Regions from separate parts of the Homo sapiens genome. Here region 2 is linked to region 1. Evidence: read pairs that join two places in POLR2A ChIA-PET (ENCODE). Cell type or tissue: Caco-2. All regions are shown on one strand.

What was found. Peaks named below come from ENCODE experiments on the same cell type or tissue, not always from the same donor. Only the 100,000 strongest peaks of a DNase experiment are listed, where the experiment ranks them.
Region 2: POLR2A ChIA-PET joins it to region 1 with 6 read pairs; 2 of 35 experiments call an interaction of 5 or more read pairs at or near these places.

Annotation. Positions count from the first base shown.
Region 1 is chr9:126,525,530-126,530,529 of GRCh38, forward strand. No RefSeq gene overlaps it. Among named protein-coding and RNA genes, the nearest start is that of LMX1B-DT, 86 kb to the right of the region's middle. In Caco-2, no CTCF peak of the experiment used is centred here; DNase peaks (open chromatin) are centred at 2,192 and 2,732.
Region 2 is chr9:126,418,095-126,423,094 of GRCh38, forward strand. It overlaps MVB12B (multivesicular body subunit 12B), which reads left to right. Exons shown (of 10, transcript NM_033446.3): 7 at 3,760-3,854. Among named protein-coding and RNA genes, the nearest start is that of NRON, 10 kb to the left of the region's middle. RefSeq lists enhancers at 2,664-3,347, 3,348-4,032. In Caco-2, no CTCF peak of the experiment used is centred here; no DNase peak of the experiment used is centred here.

The DNA of each region.
Region 1 (5,000 bases):
AGAGGATTTGTCAATGGTAGGACGTGGAAAGAACGTTCTGCCGGGTACACGGGCAGGAATATGCAACTTCCTGCCTCCCAGCAGAGGCGTCGTGTGGCTCAGCCGCGAGCTGCTGAAGGAGCTCTTTCGGACGGGAGCATGAAGCTGCTCCAGGGTGGCTTCCCCACCACACGCCATCCCTAGAGAGAAACAGGAGGGCTGTCCCCAGACACTGAACAAGAAGGTCTCTCCCCAGCCCTCTCTCTTCATGGCCTAGCTGTGCTCTGTGGTGTCCCAAACAGCTGTGAAGTGTGTGGCACAGAATCCATTGCTCATAAGAACCAGAAACCGGCTGGGTGAGGTGGGTTATGCCAGTAATCCCAGCACTTTAGGAGGCCGAGGTGGGTGAATCACTGGAGCTCAGGAGTTCGAGACCAGCCTGACCAATATGGTGAAACCCCATCTCTACTAAAAACGCAAAAATTAGCCAGGTGTGGTGGCATGTGCCTGTAGTCCCAGCTACTCAGGAGGCTGAGGCAGGAGAATCGCTTGAACACGGGAGGCAGAGGTTGCAGTGAGCCAAAACCACGACACTATACTCCAGCCTGGGTGAGAGAGTGAGACGCTCTCTCAAAAGAAAAAAAAAAAAAAAAACAAGAACCAGAAACCCTTCCATGAATGCAGGACCACACCTCTTTCACTCTTGCTGTCTCCCCAGCACCAACCCAGGGCCTGACACGCAGCGGGCACTCGGAGTAAATTAAAGCTTACAGCCAATGTTCTCTCTTTTACAAGTTAGAACAAATTTCAGGTCATTCCTCATAGCCTGCCAACTTTAGAGATAAGAGGTGAATGGCCTGCAGTGAATGGGACCCTGGCCACCCCTGCCGCCTGACCCGGGTGGCTGCAGCTGGGGATGAGCGAGCTGTAGCCGGGAGGAGGCTGAGGAGCCTGGCAGAAAAGCCTCAGGAGCTGGAGGCTGGGATCACGGCAGGAGGAAGGCAACTGGGGTCAGAAGATGGAGAGCAGGCCAGAGCCGGGGCATTCTGGAGCTGCCTTTGACCCTAGGACAACTTCCAAATGAGGACCCTGGGACTGGGACCAGGCAGCCTCTCCCTGGCCGTTCAATGTCTGCCGGCCAGGAAGGAAGGCCTCCTCGGACAAGGAGGAAGCACCGGAGAGGGTGTTTGTTTTAATCATCGGAGATCAAAGACAAGTCCCACCGGGCTGGTGGTCCTCCTGGGGTAGCCAGGCCCTTTCCTCTCCTCCTGCCCCAGAGTGGCTAACTCCACACCCCCCATTCCTTCCAGAGCTGCTGCCCAGGACAGCCGGGGCTCAGGGAGACCTCTGGACACTGCATCCTTCCAGGGCATAGAGAGTGAGGTAGGGATAGGTGTCCAGAGACCTTAGAGCTGAGGCCTTGCTGACTTTATGGCTGTGACCTCACAGAGAGCCCAGTCATGGGTAAGAGAAACGAGAGAGGGATGGTGCAGCTAGAAAACTGCCATGTCCAGGGGGCCAGCTAAGGCTCCCCCACCTTCAGGAAGGCCAGTGGTTGAGAGCAGGGCCCAGGGATGACAGATTCGGTCCGATTTTGCCTCTGATCAGTGAGCCACCTAGTTCTCGGAGCCTCTGTTTGCTCTTCTGGAAAAGGGGCACAGGGCTGCTACTGCCATGAATAGCATTTGTCAAATACTTGGCTCAGAGCCTGACGCGGAGTGAGTGCTCCGTGAGCAGCCAGTGTTCTTGTCATCAGTGTTGTTAGCCTGTGTGCCCTCATGATGCGAGGGACCTCCTGGCTGCTGCGATTTGCTGAGATGCATTCAAGGTTTTGCTTCTACTGGGGGACCAGCAGAACAATCGTGACGGGCAAGTGGGTCTGGATATCAAGCCCTGCAAAGTGACCTGGGCCAGTGACACCCCCACAGGGCCTGCCATCTCCCTGCCCCACACGCCTGGGTGCCCCAGGAGGTGGGCTGGTCTCTATTGCCCGAGGACAGAGGCCAGCGACTTTGTCCCTGCTCTGTTTGCCATGAAAGAGCAAAACCACCACAGGGTTCAAAGGAAAAGAGGAAAACCCAGTAACTCGTCCCAGACGGTCTGTCCCCTTTATCAAAGCTGATTTCAGGGAGCAAAGTTCCCACCAGGAGAGGCCACAGCCTCATTAGAGAGTTCTGGGAATGATGAAAAGCCAGGCCGCCGTGCACATCCCTGGGACAATTAGGCCTTGTCCCTCTGCCTTCAAAGGCAATCTCACTGTCTCTGCGCGTGTGTGCGCACGTGAGAGGGTATGACAGTATCTCCGTGGGTCTCTCTTCTTCCTCTTAGTATTTCTTTTTGGCTCTCCCTGTCTTTTTCTGTTCTCTGTCTTTTCCAACTATCCTTTAACCCCTCTCAGTACCCAGGCACTCTGCATGTTTGAGATGATCCCTCTTCTGCCCACTGGGTACCTAGATGTCTAGATGTCCTAGACCAGACAAAACCTGCCCCAGGAGACCTCCCCTTCATGTCCTCAGAGGAGGCCCCAGACACTGCCCCCCGCCACCAGACACCCAGCTTAACCAAAAGATGGGAATGGTGCAATCACTTCCACGGATCCCTTCCTCTGAACTCCAATTCTCCCCATCATGAGGACAGAATGCAAACTATTCCCCCACAGCAAACTCCGGTTTCCGGATGCCTCTGTTGGATACAGCAGGGTCTGAGCGGAGATTCTTCTCCAAATCCCGACTAGCAGCCTCCCCCAACCCCCAACCCTATGGAATGTTTCTTACCCACGGCAGGAGTTATAAGCAAGGCAGTAACACATTCCTCCACACCCCGGACGCTGCCAGGGCCTTAGGTTGAGAGGCGTTCTACTGTCCAGAGACACAGACCCATTTCGGGGATGCTACCCCAAACCGATCCATGCCCCAAATGCACGCAACGCAGGCCCGCCCGGGCCTGCCCAAGCTGCCAGCACCCTGGCCCCTGGCACCATGAAATGTTCCTAGAACAGACAACACCATGTGTGAGACGCAGATTCTTACATCAGGCAATTATTAGAGGAAATCGGCCTGTTCCTTTAAGTGAGAAGGCAAATTCTACATACTTGTTTTTGTCATAACACCAGAGGAAGCGGGCGCAATATTTTCGAAATTAGAAACAGCCTTGGGTCTCTGCCCCTCGCTGATGGTACTCGGGTATTAATCCATTAAGGCAATCAAAAGAGCTTAAATAAAAGTCTGAAGCCTGCAATATACATGTCAATGAACAAGCGGTAAAACTTCCTGAAAAGGTGATTTCAAAGCCATATTGCCCACGCTTGGCAAATTGCATATTTAATTATTTTGTCAGTCCCTCTTTCTCCTCTAATCTTTGGAAAAAATGCCTTGACCATGTGAAACCAGTTAGGATAATTAAGGTACGATGGAATTAGGTGTCGGCTGATTTCTCAGAAAGATGCCATCCTCTAACCTGGTATGAGATGTGTGCAGGCCCCAGAAGGCAGACGGCATTGTAATGTCTCCTTTCTATAGAAAGATCAAAGGTCTTTTGCCCCTTTCAAGATGTTTGTAGAATTTGTTTCCCAATTATCCCACATTTGCGCGCTGGGACATCCTAGCTAACTCTTTGATGGCACCTCTGGAATTGGGCAGTAATTGACATCAAGCCGCACCTCCTGGCTCCAGGCTGCGGGCTGAGATTTCGATCTTGGGTCTGTGTTCAGAGAGGGAAGAGGATGAACGCGAGATAGAAATGGGGTGCAGGTTTAGGTTTTTCATCCCTTTGGTTCCAGCACTACTCTGCACTCAGTGATTGGGACTCCCCTCATCAGTTCAGCCTTGGTGAGCACTGGGAAACTCCTCCCGCTCTGATTCTGGTGTCAACTGGGCCTCAGATTTGGCCTTTGCAAAATTTTACCATTTTAAAGGCAAAGCCTGAATGCCTTTGAAGACCATTCTGGAAAGCAAATATATTGAATACATGATTTTCCCACAGAAGAATGTTTCTCCTGGTCCGGGAAGATGTTTAAAAAAAAAAAAAAAAAAAAGCCATCAAATATTTGGGAAAAGTAAGAAAAAGTGGTCAAGATTTGAAGTTCTAGTTACGGCATTTTTTAAAAAGCCCATCCATCTGCACACTGATAGTTATGGCATTTTGAAACTAAATGGGATTAGAATAGCACACCGAGGTAGAAGGTCAAATGTTAAAATATTTTAAAGAAAATCTCATATAAAGACTTTTTCTAGTGTGTATTTTATTTTTCATGTTTCCTTTTTTCATGTTCTGTTGATCTTTCTTGACTCTGCAAATATTTTTTTCCTGATTGCTTCATTCAAACAATTCGTCTTCAACATCTTTGTCTTAGCTTAAGAAAGAGAGTTGCAAAGAGAGAAAGAAAGAAAAAGAAAAGCCTTCTGAATCTCTTTATGTGCAAATACAATGACTTCCTTGGAAATAATTTTTTGAAAAAGCTCTCAACAATTTGAAAAATGAAATACCATTGATCCAGGGAACCATATTCCCAAGGCTACTCCAGGAAATTTCTCTGATATTTTATCTTATTCTGTCCACTTTAACCCTTAAAAATTCACCTGTGTCTTACAAGTTTTAAATTGAGGCGATGAGGCCCCAGAGGCATCAGAAGGAAAAGTTTCCCTTATAATGACTCCTGTTTTCCGTATTCTTCCAGAGAAACCGGAGATCACGAGGCTGCCTGCCGGCACTGCTACGTTCTCTACAAACAGCAAACTCGAAAATGCCGTATTTCCCTGATAAATAATTCCCATTCTAAGGGATTCCACCCCCCATTCCAAGTCCCCTCCAAAAATATATATTGAAAGAAAACAAAATCACAAGGAAACACATTTTCTACTCTTGTAGCAGAAAAGGGCTGGTAACGGATTTTTGGTGTCTGCATAAGCTGAGAGCAAGTGGCTCTAACCTGGGTTTCTGCTGCCAGAGAAGGGGCCTGGAAGGTTCTCCCTGTGAGGAGATGGGGCAGCCCTACTGGGACACTGCGTAGGATTGCCAGATTT
Region 2 (5,000 bases), 110 kb before region 1:
AGAAGACAGCTAAGCCAGCACCCTTGCAAACAGCAACCTTGCAAAGTTTGGAGACGAAGTGGGAGTTGGCGGGGTGGGGGGTGGTGGGCAGAAAGAATCATCTCCAACGAGGGAAGAGAACCTGGGGCGGGGGTTGAGTTGCAGAGCAAGCCAGGCAAAATCTGAGGCCCCGAGGGACAAGAAAGTTTGGTCCCGGACATCAGTATTGCATGGAGCAGCTGAAGAGCTGGGCCCCTTGATTTCTCTGTTGTTCATATACTTTTTTGTGGTTGTTATTGCTCATATATTTCTTTTAAGTCCTAAATTTCCCCAAAACTATCCATTTAGAGGGTCTGTGGCAAGTCATGTCGACAGGAATGAAGTCTCTGCACAAAGTAGATAGTGAATAATTGTAGGCTCATGATCATTTCCTGCTACCATTCCCATCCACATTGGCGCCTTAGTTTTATTTCCTCACTCTCCCACAGACGGGCAAGCTTTTGAAATTGTAAATTGGATGTTGGCACATTTCTGCTTAAAAATCATTCCAGAGAAAGGCAGAACCCATGCTGGGCTCCACGTGGCCTGGCCCCACCGTCTTCCTGGCCTTCTAGGCATGGCCACCCTGGCTTCCTCCTAAGTCTGGAGGAGGTCAGACTCCCCACGGAGCCTCGAGTGCTCACCCCTCCTCCCTGCTGCATCTCTCTGATTTCTGCCTATCTTCAGTTCCCACCTCAATGTACCTTCCTCCAGGAAGCCTTCCAGGGAGCCTTCTCCTACCCTGCCCTTCCTAGCACTTGAGTCTTCCCGCCTTCCATAGGAAATGATCACACTTGTAAGCAAGTGTTCAGGTAACTTTATGGATATTTTCGTGTCCCCCTGCCTGTCCTGCCACCACTGAGTCCCCCACAGATCTGTATTGATGCATATTTGACCACCCAACAGCTCGGCTGGCCCCATTTTCTCCTCTGCCTCCTGGCTGGCCTCTTTGCCATCATCCATGTCCACCTGGCTCCCAAAGTTCTGCTAATGCTCCTGCCTCCTCTGTGAGCCTCCCTGAATGCTTCTAGCTCCTGGAGTGTTTACCGCACTGCACAAATCGCTCTGCATCCTTAGTTAGGTTGCGTGCACCTTTTTAGGGCTTTGGAGGCTTAGAAATCTTAGTCTGGCAGCCATGAAGCAAAATACTTCCCTGGCTCCTGGAAATTCCCTCATTGGTATAGTGAGTGCAGTTATAGCACCTACCCTGGATCCTTTTAGTCACACACACAAAGCCCTGTGCTCAGAAGGGCCCCACCATGGGTTTAATGCTCTGCTGTTGCCATCTTGAAATTCTTGATAGCATTTGAATAAGGACCCCATGTTTTCAACACGCACTGGGCCGCGCATATTGTGTAGCTGCTCCCATACCTGCCTCGAGGGGCGTTGTGAGGAGCCATAGGAGGATGTGTGACACCTGCATTCCCAGGGCTGGCACCTGGTGACACTCTCAGCAGGGTCACCTGTCATCATTTTAGTTCTGCTCAACCACAACCACAGTCGATAATTCACTCTTCTGTTTGCTCAGCTTCATTGACTAAGTGCTGTGGTCAGAGACATTGATCAACTGCTGAAAACCCTTCTGCAGCTGCTCCTCACCCTCGCAGGGTTCCCAGACCTGGCCAGTCTTCCCAGACCTGGCCAGTCTTCAGATTCACCGCTGGAGCTTGTTAAAAATAGATTTCTGGGCTGCACCCGGCCAGGCCCACTGAATCAGACTCCCCAAGGTCAGGGCCTGTGAATCTGTGTTGTAGCAAGTTCCCAGGTGACTGACGCCTTCATTAATGCCATGATGGGGGTTTAGGAACCTCCATCCTAGGAGTTTGAACCCAAGCCTCTTGTAATGGTGTTTGGCGCCCTTTCCATCTGGCCCTGCCTGCATTTCTAGCTCTGCTTCCGACGTGTGCCCTAACCCTATGGGGAAGTGCTGGCTCTCTCTGACTCCCTGGTGGGTGCCTTTCACTGCCATAACACCTTGAGGGGTCCTGAAGCCCCGTTCCCTTTAACAGAATATATTGTTCCTTCTTTTCATGCTTACCAGCACTCAGTTTTTCTTGTTCTCCGAGCACATGTCACGTTGCACTGTGATTTGTTTCTGCTTTATTCCCTGCAGCCTGAGCTGAGGGAGCTCACCTCTGTACCCTTAGTTAGCAGCAGTAACAAAGAATATTCAGGTTCCCTCCATGCACGCCAGTGCACCCGGTGGACACACTTACAGTGCATGTGTCTGCTGGTTCCCCAAAGCCCTGAGCGTACAGTTGGTGCTTGATTCAGCCTGGCTGGGCTGTGGCTGAGTGTCCGCCATGAGCTATCACTCTGTGGCTAGCAGACCCAATACCTTCACAGCCCTTGGTGCTCATCTTGCCCCTGGAAGGCTCCTTCCGGTTCCAGCTCAATCCTGGACCTGTGGGAACATCCCCTCCCTGGAGAGCCTTTCCTCCCAGGAGTCTTTTTTTTTTTTTTTTTTTTTTTTTTTTTTTTTGAGGCAGAGTTTTGCTCTGTTGCCCATGCTAGAGTGCAATGTGCAATGGCATGAACTCAGCTCACTGCAACCTCCGCCTCCCAGGTTCAAGCAATTCTCCCGCCTCAGCTTCCCAAGTAGCTGGGATTAGTAGAGACAGGGTTTCACCATGTTGGCCAGACTGGTGTCAAACCCCCAACCTCAGGTGATCTACCCACCTCGGCCTCCCAGAGTGCTGGGATTATAAGCGTGAGCCACCGCGCCCGGCCCTCCCAGGAGTGTTTATGCACAGCAGTCATTCTAGGTCACACATGTGCTGTGTGAAAAAGGCACCTAGTAATTGACCACTTACTTTATGTGATAAGTGTTCCCTCCAGCAGTCTCTTCCTTTTCGGAAATGTCCGGGTGTGGCCACAGGTTAGGCTCCTGAGCTATTGCAACACAGCCCCCAGTTGTCCCACCAAGAGGTTTTGTTGTTTTTTTCCCCCAGTCCTGTTGGGTTTTAAATATTTTCCTATTCGCTTAATTTTTCTTTTCAGCATTCACTACAGGCAGCTGGTGACCATGCCAAATGGATTGTTTACTTTTGACTAAATGCTCACTTAGGCTGAGTGTTCTTTGTGAGCTTTAATGACTCACACCTGAGCCATCAAAGACTGTGCTGTATCTGTCTGGAAGGTGCTTTCCTGAGCACCTACTGTGTGCGCTGCCTGAGGGGGAACACACAGACATAGCAGTTGAGAGCGATGTGCCATCCTGATTTTCAGAGGTCATTAGTCTCCTGAACTCATATGGCAATAATAATTCCCAACACCTTTGTTTACAGAGCGCTTCATGTGCAGTGATCCTCAGCAGCCCTGCGGTGTAGGAATGGAAGCATTTGCATGGCTCCTGGAATAAACCAAGGCTGGTGTTCAGCGCCTGGGTTGTTACGGTCTTGCTGGTGCATTTTGCCCAGTGGGCAGAGATCTGGATCAAACTGCCACCCCGTAGAGTCCCTTGGGCCCGCTGTAAGGCTTGGGACACACTTTCTTCCTCTTGGATGTCCTTTCTAGTATGGAAAAAAAATGTGGCTGCTGATGTCTAGAAACTTCCAAATTCCTTGAGAGGACTTGAGCCCAGTGGAGGAGTTATGCTTGATTGAGAAGGAGGCGCTGGCCAGAAGCACCTGCTCTGCCCGCTGATCTGTGCTGCATTTCAGCTGTTGATGGCGTCAGTGCTTCCTGAGTCTTGGGGAATGCTCCTTGTAATCTCCTTTCTCTCGTCCTTCTCTTCCTCAGGCACATCTCCCTAACACTTCCTGCCACCTTCCGAGGCAGGAACAGCACCCGGACGGACTACGAGTACCAGCACTCCAATTTGTATGCCATATCAGGTATGTGGAGCCACCGCTGCAGGCCAGCTACAGAGTCTGTGTCCCGGGCGCCACCTCCTTCCACACGTTCTCTGTCTTCTCGTGGGATCTGTCTGCCTTACCTCTCTTTTCTTCCCTGCAGGGGACCTGTTCCCTGCAGGGACCAGGCCTTCCCTTTCCTTTGTGTCGCCACAGCACTTAGAGAAGGGCCAAATACTCAGCATGTTTTGAAACTAATGATGAAAAACAATGTGTGGATTTCACAGGGTTGAAGGGAGGTTTCCAGAGAATACTCGCCACATTGTTCACCTGCCAGACCCGGGCAGGCTTCCCACGGGGCCTCGGGAGCAGCGCCGAGCTGAGCCCTGGTCGGCTCACCCTCCCATATCCAAGTCTGTCCTCACCTCTCATTTCTCACAGCCAGGTTTGTGGCCAGCGGGTACACTGGCGGTCTCCCCTCACACCCCTGGAGCATGAGTCTGTGGTTTCTGAACTCGGCCTTGAAATTGATAGTGTTACCTTGGCAGGAACTTCATCAGTCCTAGTTTTCCTTTTCACCTTCACCCAGGGAGGGGAAAACTTACAAGCCTTATTACAGAATTGAGATTCATTAGGTGCTTGGCAGCACAGGTGACTTGCTAAGAGCCGAGGAAACCCACAAACTCGCCTCCGATTATCCTGGGCCGCCAGTGAGGGGTGTTTGTGTATAAGGGGAAAGTGGCAAATCAGTGCCACTTACCAGCACACACCCTTAATGGTGAGTGACATTTTGAACACAGGAACATGGCATTCATTCATGTTCCATAATGAATCGGTTATTTAAAAGGTAATCTTTTTTCTAAAAATTGCAACTACAGGTTACTAAATAGATGAAATAGAACAATGGCATAATTCTTGTCAGTATTAGTTTTTCTCGTTATGATCACTCCCTAATAGGTTTGGAAGTATAAGCAAAAGCCAGTTGTTCCATTTCTGGGTGACATTCCTGCTGAGAAGGGGAGGAACAGGGATGTTCTTAAGCCCCCATCCCTGGCTCCACTGCAGGAGCCAGGCTCTCCAAGGGGAGAGGGAACGTGTTTGTCTAAGAACAGCATCTCCAGGGAGAATTTCTTTTGTGCTGTGGCTATTTCAGCAGAGTCGACAAGGAGCATAACAAGTGTGGAAAGA